Regions from separate parts of the Mus musculus genome. Here region 2 is linked to region 1. The links are chromatin loops, found by intact Hi-C in ENCODE. Cell type or tissue: left cerebral cortex. All regions are shown on one strand. Each heading gives the region's core, and the rest is flanking DNA. Links, peaks and the distances in the headings are about the cores only.

The links. Peaks named below come from ENCODE experiments on the same cell type or tissue, not always from the same donor. Only the 100,000 strongest peaks of a DNase experiment are listed, where the experiment ranks them.
Region 2: a loop joins it to region 1, with 5 times the contacts of the local background. A loop is called at or near these places in 19 of 42 quality-filtered maps.

What each region holds. Positions count from the first base shown.
Region 1 is chr2:132,573,464-132,582,387 of GRCm38, reverse strand. It overlaps Gpcpd1 (glycerophosphocholine phosphodiesterase 1), which reads left to right and starts at 4,140. Exons shown (of 20, transcript NM_028802.3): 1 at 4,140-4,320. In left cerebral cortex, for the core only: CTCF peaks have their summits at 4,243 and 6,404; DNase peaks (open chromatin) are centred at 4,135, 4,623, 5,514, 6,381 and 1 more place; H3K4me3 peaks cover 4,603 bases; H3K27ac peaks cover 4,144 bases.
Region 2 is chr2:132,682,583-132,691,432 of GRCm38, reverse strand. It overlaps Shld1 (shieldin complex subunit 1), which reads right to left and starts at 4,502. Exons shown (of 3, transcript NM_001358260.1): 1 at 4,452-4,502. In left cerebral cortex, for the core only: CTCF peaks have their summits at 4,457 and 7,241 (motif pointing right); DNase peaks (open chromatin) are centred at 2,224, 2,627, 3,811, 4,506 and 2 more places; H3K4me3 peaks cover 1,248 bases; H3K27ac peaks cover 4,901 bases.

The sequences.
Region 1 (8,924 bases), core at 393-8,392:
TTGGCAACTGGGTATTTAAACCCAGTGCATGGTAACAGCACTCTTAAGAGTTCTTTTGTTCACAGGCAGGATATATCCTGAAAACAGTAGCTCATTTTGTGGGAAGTTATCAGTATTTTCCATTAAAAAAAAAGATAGCTAGTCAACCGTTGAATCATTTAAGAACTGTTTCCCCCAAAAGATCTGGGAGTTGAAGCCAGGGTCTTGTGCATGTGAAGCAAACACTGTTGCTGAACTGTTAACACTTTTTTTTTTCTGAGACAAGATCTCCTATAACACCTTTGTAGCCAGTAATGGCCTTGAATTTCTGATCTTTGGCCATGACCTGGGCTTACAGGAGTGTCCCACCAATCTAATCATATTGGGACTGGGGCTGGTAGGTCCATGGACTTGCACAAGCCTGGCAACCTTGATGAGATATTGATGTTTTATCTTTGTTTTGTTAAAACCAGATGGGTAGTCAGCATCTGTATTCCTAGTACTCCTTAGGAGAGGCAGGAGGCAAAAGGAAAATAGCAGAGAAGTTTATGGTCAGCTAGCCTGGAGTACACAGTTTAGTAGCAGAGAGACATAACACATGTGCTATGATACGCTCTCCCCCTCCCCCCCACATATCACACACAGCACACATATATACATGCAAAGAAAAATATTCTCAGATTGGCAATTATAAAATTAAAATATCAATAAACTCTGAGAAATGTTAAGGTACTCTATATCCCATGGTTTCAGAATCAGCCAAGCCTCCCTTTAGCTATTTATTTGTGGTACTGGGAGTTGAACCTAAAGCTTTTGCATGTGTCAGGAAAGCACTCCACCACTAAGCTGGGTCTCCTGAAGTCTTTAGAGACAAGGACTTGCTCAAGCTGGTCCTGAACTTATTTTACAGCCCTGGCAGGCCTTAAACCAGTCATCCTCCTGCCTCAACCTCCCAAGTAGCTAGGATTGTGCTATCAGGCCTGGCCAAGATTGAATTCTTTGAGTTTGTTTTTTTTAAATATAGTCCTGACTATCCTGGAATTTTCTATGTAGGCCAGGCTGGCTTCAAATGTACAAAGATCCTCCTGCCTCTGGGATGCTGGGATTAAAAGCATTAAAGTATACTCAGCTCGAGATTAAATCTGTGTAAAAATAAATTTTCATTTGTCTTGAATAAATAGTAAAACTATATGAATACCAAAGGGTTACTTTGATAAATATTTGATTTGTATATCTATCTTATTTTATTTAGGAGGGAGGGACTTATTGTGGCTCACAGTTTAAGGGGATACAGACCTTCCTAGAGGAAAGTCATGGGCGGGTGGCTCTGTGGTTAGTGGGAGTATGCGGCAGGACGCCTCACCTCCCTACACGTTGGCAGAACGTGCTCACGTTTTTTTTTCTAGAGCGATATACTCAAGGCCTTGTAAAGCTTTCAAGTAGAGAGAGGTCATAAGTGGAAGTTCAGGAGGCTGTGACCTACATGGTGCACGACAGAGTCCAGGCTATGATTTAGGACTCTTTGGGCTACCACAAGGTATACAAACCACACAACTGATATCACCGAGAATGGTAAAGATGCTGATGGTGAAGCTAGAGTAGAATGTGGGACACAAGACACGTATCGGCCTTTCATCTAAGCCATAGTACTTCTAAGGAAAAAATGTGCAGGAAACAAAGCTGATAATAGCTACAACTACCAAGGGAGAAAAAAAAAAAAAGCTACACGCCCTCCTCCAAAGAAACATTATTTGTAACAAAAGTTCAGACTTGTAATATTAAATCCAGCAACATCGTGGCCACAAAGCAATATGCAATGGTGGGAGCGATAACCAGTGGGCTGTTTCCTAAAAAGCACCATCTGCTAAGTAATTGTGTTAAAATGCATATGAGAAATTGAATCAAATAAAACTAATTTCAGTAAACCGGAACTGGAGCAGTTTTAGCATCAAACAGCCTAACTTTACCTCTTGGAAATTTAAAATTCAGAAAGTAAGTGGGCTCCCTGGAATTCTCTGTCAAAGTCCATTAGTAGTAACGAGTCATTTGCTGAAGATTTATATTCATAATGTCACAGGCAGTAACGGGCAGAACACACATCTAGGCTGAGCTCTTAGACTGGGAACCTTTCCCATGAACACATTTAAAAACTTAGAAAATGAGATCGTGTGCTTATCCCAGACAACCAAGAATACGTCTCAGAATCCAGTGAGATGGCACATGCTAAGGGTTTCTGTGAAGTTTAAAATACTCAGTGCCCTTCTGGTAATAATAAAGTTAGTTCTCAGATTAACCTCATTAACGATATGTTCGAGGAACCATAACATCCCATAACATCCCATGTACAGAGCAGGAGCCAGAGGAGGGGACACACGGCTTGCCCAGCCCTCCTTTAGGAGCTGTGGTGGCAGAACCAGTCCCACGACTGATAGAGGGGTTGCTCTCAGAGTTTCTAGGCATGCACAGTAAACACTTCCCTTTTCGACTTTCATGGATTCAGGTTTCTTTGTAAATCATCTCTTGTTACTAGCTAGTTATCTTGTAGAAACCTCTGTTTCTGGCCATAGGCCATCCTTCAAGTGTGGATTCAAGTTATCTCCCAGAATCTGTAGGGGGTTGGTTACAGAGCTCAACTAGGATTCCAAAATGTTCAGGTTTCTTATATGATTAATATACTATCTTCATATAAGCAATGCATACCCCTTACTTTAGGGGTTATTTTAAGTTTATTTTGTATGTATGTGTGGTATGTATGTATGTGTATGTATGTATGCACCACATATGGGACTGGTGCCCTTCGGGGACAGAACAGGACATTGAAGTCCCTACACTGAAATTATGGAAAGTTGTGAGCTGCCATGTGGGTGCTGGGAACCAATTCCAGGTCTTCTGCAAGAATAAGCACTCTTAACTACTGAGCTATCTTTCCCACCCAGCATATGCCTTTATTTTTAAATCCCTCTCCCCCTCGTTTATATGTTAATACGAATACATTTTTCCCCCCATTTCTCGCCTGTGATTGCTTGAATCTGCCAATGTGGAACTCAAGGATACGTTGGGTCAACCATACTTTTATTGTTGTTTTGAGACAATGTCTTGTAATGTAAGCTGTTGCTGGTCTAGTACCCATTACGCAGGCAGGCAAGCCTCCAACTCATATCAACCTTGATTTAACCTCTGAGATTCTAGGATTACAGATCTGTATCAGGTGCAGATCTTTTGATATTTTAAGAGGATTTAGGGAGGGGCATGAGTTAGATCTACCATCCCGAACCATAAATATTGCACAAATGGTAGTTTGACTAAATGATGAGATATACTAAAAACATTCAAAGGAAGTAGACTCTTGAAAAACACCACTTAAGTATGACTAACAGCAGAGAAATGAAGTCACAGCGAGCAATTAGCAGATGTAGAGCAGTGGACCTTCAATACGAAAAGGTGATTCTGCTTGATGCTCACTATCTCAATTGAAGTGAAACCCGATTACATAATGTTGTGTTAGAAGTTACCTAGTGGTTGATCTTGGGCTGATTTAGGGTTGGAGGCACACACAGAGATAGAAGAGGAGGAAGAGGAAGAGGAGAGAGGGGAGGAGGAGGAAGAAGAGGAAGGGTAGTTTTAGAAAGCAAAGAACAACTCTAGTTTGGTTTTATTTATTTATTGACTTATTTTATTTATTTGGGGTTTGTGACAGCAGGCTTCTAGAAGTCAACAGGAGTCTGGTCTCTCTCACCATGTAGATTCCAGTGGGTGAACTCAGATCTTCAAATGTGGTCAATGCCTTTATCCACTGAGCTGTTCTGAGCTCCTTGTTTTAGCTTTAAGGATTTAGTCTGTGATTGTTTCCTAAGGAATGCAGTTTCCAGAAAACATCAGGCTCCCTCAGCTCTCTTTTTTGAGACAGGATCTCACTTTATAGCCTTGGCTGGCCTCGAACTCGAGTCTACTTGCCTGGCTCAACCTCCCCAACACTGGGATTACAGGCGCACCACCTTGACCTTCAGTACCTCAGCTGACCCCAGCCAGATGGGCTAAGGCTGTCGGGCCACCTCAGGTCTCTGGGCAGCCCTTCCAGGAACACGCAGCCCGCCCCCCGGCGCGCGGCCGCCGATTGGCCAGGACCGGACCGGGCGTGACGTCAGGCCCCGCCCCGCCGCCCTTCGACCCCGCCCCGCGGGGTGGGCTGGCAGTTTAGTCTAGGGCAGCTGAAACCGGTTTGAGAGGCGGCTGTAACTGGGCTCCTTGCTTCCTCGGGCCACCTAAGGGAGCGCTGGCGAGGCGCTGACGCTCGGCTCCGTCGGCCGCGGCCCAGGCTCTCGGCGCGGCCCGGAGCGGCAGGTGAGGGGGGCCGGCGGTGCGGGCGGGCGCTCACGCGGAGGGGCGGGCGGGCGGGCGGCCTGGTGTTCCGGAGCCGCGGTGCGGCTGGAACCCCGGCTGCCACGCGCGGCTGCGGTCCCACTGAGCGGCGTGACCCAGGACAGCCACGGAAATCCCGGGCGGAGAATAGGGGAACAAAGAAAACGGCGGAGCTGGAGCCCAAGCCCTCGGTGCCTCCCTTCCTCCGCGCCCCCTCAGTCACCTCGCGCCCGCACTGGTGACTCGCGCGGTTTTGACAGCTGCTTCTTTCCCCAAAGTGCCTAGAAATTAGTGCCCGCGAAAGAAACTCCGGGTGACAGTACAGCCGGGCGGGGGGAACCCAGGGCTTTGTGTAGCTCCTCGTCCGTGCCCTCGGTGACGTTTTAGGGCTGCGGTCCCCTTGGCGTCGCCGGCTTGGAGGCAGTGGCTGCCCCGTGCTGCTTCATCTGCCGGGTCCGGCCAGAAGCCCGAGGGCTTGGAAGCCTGGAGTTTGCCGGTTTCTAGCGATTCTCTGACTCTGCAAGCAGCAAGCATGGTCGGGTCTAGAGTCCCCTCTTATACTCCTGTCCCCTGCCACTCTGGGTCTCCTGCCCACTTAACTCTGCCCTTCAAGCTGCTGCCTGCTACATTTCTAACACAATAAGGAAAAGAATAAATACAAGCTGTCAGCCTCCCCTCTCTCCCAAATTGCTCAGTGTTCTAGAAACACACAGCACAAAATAAAACTGGTAAACCCCATGCAGTGGCTTACATACTAGGGGAAATCAGTGTTCTAAACAAAATTTAAATCTGTAAAGAGAGATACAGGAAATTTGCACCCGGAGAACTGGTAAACACAAGAAAACTGAATAATATTTGGTGTGTATAAAAAGTTGGTGGGTGAGTCAACTATTTGTATATAATAAAAACGTGTAATAAATGCATATGAAAATGATATCAACACGAAATGAAAAGCATTTGTAAAAAATCCCACTGCATGTCTAAAGATGATGAGATGTTAATTTGGCTTAAGGACTGTCCAAAGGCTAATGCCTTTGCTTAATGAAAAACCCATTCTTGTCTGCATATGTTTGATTAAAATATTAGCTGAAAGTATATGGAGGTCTGAGAAATGGGGCCATAGTGATCCCCCCACTAACACGGGCAGACATCAGTGTGGTCACTTAACCTGCTTCTTAATTATAGGATATTCTGAGAATCTGCTAGAATCGAGGAGAATTAGAAACAGCTTTTTTTTTCTTTGAAAAGTTTTAAAGGAAAACACAGATGTTCTTTTTTGGCCAGAAATATGTGCTTTAGCTAAAAATACCCACTTTCAGTTCAGCTGTAAGCTAAATGTTTCTGTCCCTTTGGGGTTAGCTTAAATTTCCAGTATGTTTCTCAAGCTGATAAACCAGCTAGGTCTGAAACTAGCTAGGTCCACAGTTGAAAACATTCAGCAAAAAAGAATAAACTTTTTTGTCAGGAGGAACTGTGAAAAGTTTTGATGTCAGTAAGTTATGGTGGGTGACATTTAAAAACTCCTTGAGTCTTTTAACAAACTTCAAATGGGCCAGACACAGGCTGCAATGCACACTTTTTTTTTAAACAAAAAAACAAAAAACAAAAAAAACCAAAAAAACAGCCAGGGCGTTGAAGTGAGATCCAGCCTCAAAAATAAGTAAGCAAATTAAATTAACAGCTCAAATTTACCTAAACGTGCTGTGTAGTATATATCTTTAGGTAGTACAAATTGGGAATTGCATTGGGAAAGGAATTACCAAAGCCAAAACAACAAACTCCGTAGTGAGGCGGTAGGTGAGCTGGTTATCTGTCTCAGCCGGGTGTGCAGTTACTAGCAGTTTTTACTCTTACCTTTTATGTGTATCTGAAAGACCTCCTTCATCCAAGTTGGGATATTTTTGTTTGTTTAGCAGAAGAATAAAGGTAGATGTAAACTTTGAGATCCTCAGTAGAACAGGTACTTTCTAAAACACTGTTACTGCTGTTTTGGAGGCGGTTGGGTGCTGAAGCTGTCCTGCACCAAAATTTTGGCCTCTGTCCATGGTCAAGTGAGCTGCCAGCACAGCGCCTTCCCAGGTTTGCTTGGTATGGTGCTACAGTTTTTGAGGGGTGAGAATTGAACTAGATTGCTGACTTTTGACAATTCAAGTGGACGATGGCACTTGTCTCCTGGACTGTTCTGTGTTTCCATGTGTTTGTCTCTGTGTAGTGCACCAGCTGCAGCTGTTACTGCTGAGTTGTCAGCGCGATCTCGCAACTGTAGAGATAGAAAACTTGGCTGTTTTCTCTTTTATTAAATATCCAGACTGTTCCTGGTTGTCTAATGAAGTAGATGTTTAGAGCTAAATTTGTACTCACTGTTAGTGTGAGTACATGGAAATAATTACATGTGACATCACTTACATTTGATTGAATTGGTTATAGCCAACGAGTAGTTAGCTGAATACCAATTCTGAAGTCTTGTAGATGAGCTTGACCTTAGTTTAGAATTGTAAACACTGGGTGAAAGTTCAGATTACAGTGTAAGATTTATAGGCTGGTTAGACTCACCAGAAAAGGAAGCTTGCTGAGAGGCCTGAGGGCCTCACTGCTGAGAGCCTGTGTGATCCCCAGGACCGTTCATGGGAGGAGAGAACCAACTCCTGCAAGTTGCCTCTGACCGTCATGTGTGTACCTTGGTCCTCCCTCCCTTTCCCCTTTTCTCTCTTAAAACACAAAGAGAAATTGAAGTTGGTTATTCAGTCAGTTGCTGAGTTATGGGTTTAGTCTGTCTCTTAAAATTATTTCAGTGTGCTGGATAGTAGTGGTGGGCACCTCTAATCTCAGAGGCTAACGCAAGCAGATCTCTGAGTTTGAGACTAGCTTGGTCTATAGATTCAGCCAGGGCTACAAAGAGAAACCCTGTCTCAAGAAACAAAACAACATTTAAATTCATTCAGTAACTTTAAAGCTTTTTTGGTTAGATTTGGGTCTGTTAAATGGAAGGTTGCAGTATCTCAATGAACCATTTTACTCATTAGAAAGTGCTTGTATGCTCAGGGTTTTGTCAGCTATTCTAAAAGAACTATTGAATATTCAGATAATCTACAACTTTTTTTTTTTTTCAAGACAGGGTTTCTCTGTATAGCCCTGGCTGTCCTGGAACTCACTTTGTAGACCAGGCTGGCCTCGAGCTCAGAAATCCACCTGCCTCTGCCTCCCGAGTGCTGGGATTAAAGACATGCGCCACCACGCCCGGCTTAATCTACAACTTTTATATAAGATTTTTTTTTAACAATTCTAGAACAACCACAGGATGTATACACATGAATAGATCTTGCTTACTCTTAGACACAAAATCAAATAAGGTATCTTATAAATAAATTATTTTGCTCATGAACACGTTTTTTTTTTCTTGTACAGTCTTGGAGTTTTTAACCAAAAACGGTAGAGTTGCCATATACGATACTGTTTGTCCAAATGAAACATTATATGACATTATTAATTTTGTTTTACATATATGTAAATATGATACTGTACATTTATAAAACAACATTCAGCATTTTACACATTTATAAAATAACATTTCACTATTACATCTTCTAATTGATGTACATGTGACAGTGGCTCCATAGTTAGTAGGTATTAAGCATTACTTACCAGCCTTCTCTAGGTGTTATAGATCAGGTTTTTGAACCTCAGACCAATTATTTATGGGGGACTCCTCAGTCACCATATGATGTTAGCAATACCATTGGCCTCTGCCCACTAGATTCTATCATCCGTATTCATAAATAAAATGAAATGTAGCTGGTAAATTAAGGGGGCATGATGCTGAATAAAAGTGTGATTGGTATTCTTTTAGAGCCCGGACATTCCTGCACAAAGGGTTTTTTTTTTTTTTTTTTTTTTTTTTTTTTTGGATAATTATTTGAGTAGTTATATAAAAATGTATCACAGTATAAAGAATGTGTTCTTAGTTTAGACTTAGTAACTATCTTGAAATATATGTGTCTGTGCCTATATATGTATTTTAAAAGTAATTTCCTGTCATCTCTTAGTTATTTAAGGTAGGTTGTGGTAAATATATTTGGCTAAGTCTGAAGGTAGGGAAGAAAAATTAGAAAATATGACTAAAAAGGCAAAGGATTTCAGTGTTAAGAAGTGTGGATTTCTGAAAATCTGCAAAGTGAAGACGAATGTTTTCCTTCATGTGTCAGAAGAGAGTAGAAGCCAGAGCAGCTGTGTGATTTTTGAATGATATTGATAACTAGAAAGAATGCTGTGGCCATAAGAACATCAGGTCAAGTTTTTTGTAATAGTTTGTAGTTGAGACTAAATTTAAAGAATTTTAATATGCTGGTCCTATAAAACTGAGAAGACTAAATTTTGAGAGGATTTGTGTGGGTAGCCAGTTACATTATATATTAGAAATAGACTCGGAACCTTGTTGCTAAACAAAGCTAGTTTCTGTAGTGGAGCTGAAAGGGTCCTGTTGCTTTTCTGACTCAAGTCGAAGTCTCCACTTAAGCCTTTTCTCTGTCTGTGGACTCTTTTCCTTTCACCCTCACCTGGGCCTGGCTAAGAAAGATAATGGTGACTTA
Region 2 (8,850 bases), core at 1-8,000, 110 kb before region 1:
ATCACAGGGCACTGGGAGTTTAAAATGAGCATCAAAGATCGCTTATGCTAGGTGCGGCTGCTCAGGTCTGTAATCCCAGCACTCAGGGATCACTTATGCTAGGTGCAGCTGCTCAGGTCTGTAATCCCAGCACTCAGGAGACAGAGGACTGCTGCCGGTTTGAGTCAGCCTCGGCTACAATCCGAGACCCTATCTGAAAAATCAGACAGACAGACAAACTACCAACAACAAAGGATAATTTGAACACTGACTAGCAAGCCGTTTGGTCTTAGTTACATGGCCTTGGAGTCTCCTACGCTGCTGTCGTCTCTGGAAAGGAGAGGCAGGGCCTGGCTTCAGTCAGCATCTTACATACAGAAAGTCTCTAGGTGAACTCTGAAGTCCTCCAAGGTAGCTTGCTCGATGAAGCACTGGAAAAGTTCATGCTTAAAACTCGGAATTAAGTTAGGACTGGAGAGGTGGCTCAGCAGGCAAGATCACTGGCCATATTTCCAGAGGACCTGGGTTCAATTCCCAGTACCCACATAGTGGCTTACAACTGAAACCATTTGTAACTCCAGTTCCAGGGAACCTAACACTCTTCTGGACTCTGAGGGCACTGCATGAACATGGTACACAGACACACATGAAGGCAAACATAAAAACAAATTCAAACACCCATGTACCAAAAATAAAATAAATAAAATTTAAAAACAAAAACTAACCAACCAACAAACAAGAAAACACTAGTGTTTCCCTTCCTGGGTCTTGAATCTGTGGGGTACTGGATTCTACAGGCAATCCCAGGAGCAACAGACACTCGTTCCTGCAGTAGTCTAGGTAACGGAGAATGACTCTACGAATCAAGAATAAGGGGGGAGATTAAGAACAAAAGGAGATCAGAACTTAACAAGTGAATGCATAGAGAAAGGAGTTAAGGAGGAAGCAGCTAGAAGAGATCGCTTGGATGCCACGGCTGGCTGTGTCATCAATGGACTTAAAGAAGATGAGGAATGGGTTTGGAAGAAAGCATTATTTAAAGGCAGGAATACTATACAGTTGTTGAAATGACAGAACACACAAAAAAGAATAAAAGAACTTGAAAAATCTCAAAGACATATGTTTAATGAACGAGGCAATTTCAGAATAAGATGAGCAGTGTAATGAGGCTAGATCACATTTGTCAACAGTATAGTGGATTCGCCCCCTGCACCAAGTGCTTCACCTGCAATGACCCCGTGCGTGGAGCAGATAATCCTATCATTACACCGTAGAAGCTGCTCCCAGTGAATGCGCTCAGCTTGAAGGCCTTCAGAGTGAGCAGCCTCAGTGTGATAGCCTTGATCAGGCAAAGGCAGCAAGTACAGAAAACAAATCAACACTGACGTCTGGCCAGGTCCTAGTTTGAGGACACCCAGTCACACGCTGCAGACACTTGCGCAGGCAGAAGATCTGCCAAGGTATCAGCTGATCACTGCTAAAAGGAGTGGAAAGATAAGGTTTCCAAAAAAACCCAGAACATCCCGTCTCTCTGCAGGCGCTCTAACAGCTCAGTGAGCTTGGAGCTTCAGCAGGGACCTCTGCATGGCACCTCTGGCTTCTGCTTCCGTTACGTAACCCTGCGCAGGAGGCCTGTGGAAGGGAGTGTAGAGGTCATAGATGAGCCAGCATACTCTGCTTGCCTTCAAAGGAGCCTTGTTAGAACATCAAACTGAGTGTCATCAACGAAAAGAATACCTGATGTGATAGTCTTGGTTTGCATTTTGAATCACTTAAATGCCCAAAATTCCATGCTGGGCACTGTGCCAAAGGGAAACAAAAAATCGTGCTGCAAAGCTGAATCCTTTGCACCATAAAATAAGCAGCTGCACGTGTTCTCCTAAACATACTGTCTGAGACTCAGCGAATGTGCACAGGAGAAAACGATGAGACAGAGGGAACTGGGGGATTGAACCCAGGTCCTCAGGCACACCAGCCAAGGGCCTTCCTTACCACTAAACTACACTGCTAGGCCTGTAAAACGAACTCACATAGTTCCTCTTTTGAAAGAAAAAGGAAGAAAGACAAAGGGAAAGGGCAGCCCATCAATATCCACAGTCCCATCACAGGAAGTACACAGTCCTGTACCACAGACACACATACAGAGCATCTAGCAGTGCACACACAGGAGATGGCTCCAGAGACTGGAGGTATGGCTCGGTTAGACTCAGCAAACCTGTGCACCTTCCCACAGCCACCCTCCCTCCCCAAACACACCAAAAAAAGAAGGAAATGACTGTATGTCAGGACTAGATGGAACTAACCTCCACCCCCCCCCCACCAAATTCAAATCTGTTTTATTTTAAAATCATGTTATTCATTCTTGTTGGTTTGTTTTGTTTTAGAGTTTCATGTAGCTCAGGCTGACACTGAACTTGCTGTGTATGGGGGAGGCACTGAACTCCTGACTCTCCTATTTTCCCCTCCCACTGAGTTGAGCTTAAAGGTGTGCCTGGTTTATGTAGGACTGGGGAGCAAATCCAGGGCCTTGTTGATGAGAGGCGAGCACTCTACTAATTCTACTGAGTGACAGCCTCAGCCCTCAGCCCCTGCCAAGCCCTCTGCGTGTCCCAGCACATTACTGATGAGTACCACAGACTCAAGCAGACTTTTGACAAATATAGTTTCTCGATTACTCACTCAACAAGCTAGAAATAGTCTTCTGCAACCTCAAAAAGAGTGGTTTCGAAAACCCACAGTAAGAACGCTCAATGAGGCCAGCGAAATGCTTTCATCTTGCAATCAGAAGCAAAATGAGAACGTCTCCACTTGCTATGGCCAGTCAGTGTTGTGTTGGAAGTTTTAGACAGCACAGTTAGACAAGAAAAGGCAGTGAAAGGTTGGAAAGAGAGCTATAAAATTATCCCCCTTTGCAGGACACAGGGGCAGGGGATGCAGCTTGGTGGTAAAGTACTTGCCTAACATGTACCAGACTCTGGGTTCAATCCCCAGGGCAAAAATCAAACAAAAATCAGATATGATCTTGTATAGAAAACCTCAAGGAAGCCACAAAAAAAAATTTTTAAATAAACAACTTACACAAGTTTGCAAGATACAAGACCAAACACATACACAAATCACTTGTATTTTTAGACAAGTGATACAACCTCAAAAGAAAAATTAAGAACCTTTTCCATTTGTAAGGGCACAGAAATGAAACACGGCTGTATTAAATATGCACAAGATGTTAAATATGCACTAAAGAAATGGAAGACCTTCCTTGTTCGTGCACCAGAAGCCAGTATCTTAAGATGGTGCTATTCGCAGGGGTGGTGGCCCATGCCTTTAGTTCTAGCAGACATAAGCCCAGCTCTGTATGTTTAGAGCCCACTGAACTACATAGTGAGTTCCTGGCCAGCCAGAGCTACATAGTGAGACCCTGTCCTAAAAATAAACTAAAATAAAACATAACAAAATAAAAAATAAAATATGATGTTACTAATGCCCAAACTATCCCTACAAAACAAAACAAATAGTGCAAGTCAGATGTGATGGAGATCCTGGAATGAAGACAAGAATATTGACACAAAGACATAGAAGTGAAAGAGAAAGGTAAGTCCCAAAGTAGAATCACACTGATGGGCAATTGATGGAGAAATTCAGAAAACAGACAGGAAGGTCCTTTTCAACATAAAAATAAGAATATGCAATACGATTCCATAAAGATAGGCATTGTTAAGTCATCCATGGAATGCAATTCTCTCAAGTCCCCAAAACAAGCTTTGCAAATCCCTGCCCCAAGAATCTAGCCACATACTTTTTTGATTCCGTTTATATACAATGCAAATTAAACAACCCTAGAGACAGACAGCACTCTGGTCATAGCCCAGGACTGGGGTAGGGGCAAGTGGTGGGCGGAGCGAAGCTCTCTGGTTCTGGACTGTGTTCCTCAATAAATAGTTTTCCTTGGCGTGATGAGAACAGTCCAGGGTTATCACAAGTGCACAATTAGGCTAACGTACAAAACAGACTGTAGTTTACACTTTTGATTTTTATGGAAACATCAAGTTACTAATACTGCTGTTTAAAATTATAATAGACCCCTGGTAGCCCACGCCTTTAATGCCAGCATAGGAAGGAGGATCTATTTGTAAGTTCGAGGCCAGCCTGATCGACATAGTGAATTCCAGGACAACCATAGCTATGTAGAGAGACTATATATATATGCAAACCAAAACCATAAAAGCCTTAACAAAACCAAAATAAATAATTGACTGGAACTAATCCTGATCTCTACTAATTCCAGAGCGAGGTAAAAAGAGCGCAGTGGGCGGAGCTTGGAGCGGAGGGGCGGGGCGGGGCAGGTGCCAGGGAAACCGGCGGAATAAACCATCCGCTCCTCCCCCTCCCTCCTCGCTTCCCCGCTCCCTTCCCACCGCCCTCCAGAACGGCAGAAAAACCGGCAGAGGTTCTCAGAGCCCCGTGTCACTCACCGGCTGACCGCAAGAGCCCGGAACCGGAAGCGCTGGCTCCATCTTTGTTATGGGAAAAGCAGAGTTTAAAAGGAAGTTGTTGAACCCGTCTTTGCTGAGGCGAGAAAAGGTCAAGGCAAGTCAGCTGCGGCCATCTTAACTGAGGGCATTTGCCTGAACTCCTGCAGCAGGACGGTCATCTGGGATATTTAGTTGCTCTAAGTGTCCTTGTCCGACTCCAAAGAAACTGGGAAACTGTTAACATGCAAAGTCTCTTAAAAAGGACATAAGACGAAAACTGGCCTTGGAAGTACAGTCTGAACCCGAGGCCTTGGGAGGACGTTGTGAGGCAAGACGATCAGGAGCTTTAGGCTAGCAAAATTCTCTCAGACAGCATTAAGAATAATTTAATATTGTTACATGGATTCTATTCGGGCTAAAATTTCAGGACCACACAAAAGAACAAAAGGGTTGACTGTTGAAAGACAAAATTCGAGGGGCTGGGGATATGGCGTAGCATGTGAATCGGTGTCTGGAATTTGGTCCCAAATTCCACCCCTCTCAAGAAAGCACACAACCAGAACAAACTCAGCCTAGAGCTAGTGGAGAGTTCTAGAGCAGCATGGATCTGCTTATGGGGAGACGTCCCATATTTTCTTATGGGAGAAATGGAAAGAGAATGAAAAGCCCAAGTTCTAGGGTACTATCCTTATAGGTTTAAACAAAGGAGATTGTGTTGAGCAGAACTATGGAGAAAGCAAGCTTGTTTCAAGTTCATTTAAGTGGCACTTAGCACAAAAGATTCCATTCCAGTTTGGTTCTGTCCACTGGGCCTACTACTGTAAAAAGCTAGTCTAAAACAATTCTGTTTAATTGGACGGTTTTCTCCCCCACCATAGTCTTGAGGGGTCCAGTATATTTACAGCCCCTCCAGATCCCTACCTTTGGGTGAGACCCCACACATTAGGAGTCCTGCAAGTTAGAGGAATGTTTTCAAATTACTGCTTTAGGGGCTAGAGAGATGGTTTAGCAGTAAGGAACATGGGCTGCTCTTCCAGAGGACCTGGGTTCAGTTTCCAGTGTTTACATGACAGCTGACATCCTTTTCTAAACCCAGTTCCAGAGAACCCATTGTCCTTTTCTAACCTCCAAAGGCACCAGGCATACACACAGAAAATATTTTAAAATATTTAAGCGTTGTGCTTGAGCCAGTTGTGGTGATAAATGTCTTTAGAATCCACTGCTCAAGTGGCTGAAATAGGCTGTTCTCTGTGAACTCAAGGCCATCCTAGTCTAGTTATCTATTCCAGGCCAGCCATAGATAGATAGTAAAACGCTGTCTCAAATAAATAAATAAATAAATAAATAAATAAATAAATAAATAAATAAATAAATAGTTATCTATTCCAGGCCAGCCATAGATAGATAGTAAAACGCTGTCTCAAATAAATAAATAAATAAATAAATAAATAAATAAAATAAAAGCAAATAGTGCTTGAGGTTTGGCCATTCAATACTATATACTGTGAAAGTGTGTGCACATGTCTTAGTTAGGGTTTCCATTGCTGTGAAGAGACAAGTCAACTCTCATATGTGACAACATTTAATTGGGGCTGGCTTACAATGTCAGAGGTTCAGTCATGGTCATGTGCAAGCAGTCTTGGTGCTAGAGAAGGAGCTGAGAGTTCTACATCTTGATCTAAAGGCTGCCAGAAGACTAGCTTCCAGGCAGCTAGGAGGAGGGTCTAAAAGCCCACCCCAACAGTGACACACCCTCTCCATCAAGGCCACACCTAACAGTGCCATTCCCTGGGCTAAGCAAGTTCAAATTACCATGTCAGACAAAGACCTCATCTCTCCCCAGCTCCACCTCCTCCACACTGGTTTCATTGCTTGTTCTTTCTTGCCCTGAGTTTTCCTTCCTCACAGCTTCATTCCTTAGGAACAGTTTTTTCTACTTTCTGGTCCTTATAATATTCAGATATCAGCTTTAGAGAGTTCTCCCTGCCAGAACCTCCCCTGACTTGTCAAATAGGCGTTGACTGTTCCTTCCAAGAGACCTCGCTTTCCACTTATCTCTTTAAATCCTTTTGCTCTTCCTTCTTTTCCCACTATGCAGTAGCTCTCTGAAGGGCAAGGACAAGTATGTTTTGCATACTTCCATCCAGATCCCAGTTCAGTGAGCCAGGTTGGTGTGCTGCTGTGGTCAGGAATGGGTGAGGCCCTCCCCCTCTCGCCCCCTCCCTGCTCTCAGTATCTCTCGTTCCCCACCCACACCTGACTCAACAATGACACCCAAACTTGGCTTTACCACCTGTTATCAGTGAAGCAGAGACTTTGCCATTTGCCTGTTATCTCATTCATTTGGTAAACAGTGTGTGGGTCTGCTTTACCGCTCCTGTGTTTTGGTGTCAGTTTTTTCCATGATGAAGGTTGTTTTTCCTATGGAGCTTCCTGGAGCAAACGTCTGAGACCGTAATAACTTTGTCTGGCCTGTAGCCTGCTCCTAACCATCCTCTTTCATCATGTTCTGGGCTGAAGCAGCCATCGAAGCAGAAGCTGTTTGTTTGTTTATTTGTTTGTTTGTTTGAGGCAGGGTTTCTCTGTGTAGCCTTGGCTGTCCTGGAACTCACTCTGTAGACCAGGCTAGCCTCGAACTTAGAAATCCACCTGCCTCTGCCTCTCAAGTACTGAGATTAAAGGCATTCGTCTGGCTTTTTTTTTTTTTTTTTTGATTTATTTATTTCATGTATACTGTCACTGTTTTCAGACACACCAGAAGGTGGCATCAGATGCCCACTACCTACAGGTGGTTGTGAGTCACCATGTGGTTGCTAGGAATTGAACTCAGGACCTCTGGAAGAGCAGTCAGTGCTCTTAACTGCTGAGCCAGCAGAATCTTTTTTTTTTTTTAAGATTTATTTATTATATGTAAATACACTGTAGCTGTCTTCAGACACACCAGAAGAGGGCATCTGGATCCCATTACAGATGTTTGTGAGCCACCATGTGGTTGCTGGGATTTGAACTCAGGACCTCTGGAAGAGCAGTCAGTGCACTTAACCGCTGAGCCATCTCTCCAGCCCCCAAAGCAGAATCTTAAGTTGGGTACAGTGCATGGCCCAACACTCAAAAGGCTAAAGTGGGAGAGTGGCTTGAGTCTGGCCTGGAGCGTCTCATCTCCAAACAGAAAAGGGAAAACAAGTTTTAATCAGCAAAACACAGCACGTTAATTAAGTGTGGTGGTGTGTGCCTATAACCCCACATTTAGAAGACTGAAGCAGGAGCATTGTGAGTTGCAGGACAGCCTGGGCCACATCATGAGAGTTGTGTAGTTGTAAGACAAGACACCATGTGGGTGCTGGGAATCAAATTTAGGTCCTCAGCAAGAGCAGCCAGTGCTCTAAACAACTCAACCGCCTCTCTAGCCCTGATTCTCTGTTCTTTTACCATTGATTATATAAAGACTACGTAAGCTGATTTATATCACAATTTTGTATTTGTATGATTTACAATTTTCTTTTTCTTTTTTTAAAAAGATTTTATTTATTTTATATATATATGATGAGTACACTGTAGACACACCAGAAGAGGACGTCAGATCCCATTACAGATGGTTGTGAGCCACCATGTGGTTGCTGGGAATTGAACTCAGGACCTCTGGCAGAGCAGTCAGTGCTCTTAACCAACCACCTCTCCAGCCCTTACAATTTTATTTTTAGCCATTTTTAATTTATTATGTGTATGTGAGTAAGGGTTTGAGTGTAGTGCCCGAGGAGGTCAGAAGCCAGCCTCAGGTGCTCTGGAAGTGGAGTGACAGGTGGTTCTGAGCTGCCTGATGCAGGAGCTGGGAAGTGGACTGAGGTCCTCCAACAAAGCAATACATGGTCTCGACCACTGAATCATCTCTCCAGCTTCTATATTTGTAGTTTATGAATACATTTCTGCTGTCAGGTAAGCCATCGACTTCAGCCAAATGTCTTTCAGCAGGGGGGAGAAGAATCATTTAGTTGAAAGACTAAAATAACTATTTTCAAAACAGGTTGAAGTCCTTTGAAATCATTTTATCTCTGTGTCATGTTGAACTTGAACCTACCCACTACTGTCAGTTGGGAAATTATCCTGATGAAAGGGGAAAGAAAACATCACAAAAGTCCAAGGGTTAAGTAATAATGAATCTGAAAACACATTATTGCTGTTTCAACGATACTGTAAAGGTACAATTAGATAATTAGTTGGCACTTAAACTTCTATCGAAGAGACCATGACGTTCCCAACTAGACACGCAGATCTACAAATGCAGTTCGAGTTTTATTTCCCAGTGACTTCTCGGTACCTAGCATCTAAGTCACCCAGGCGGCAGCACTTCAGTATTTACAGGGAACAGAAGGTTGGACAGTGTGTATATACTTAAAAACAT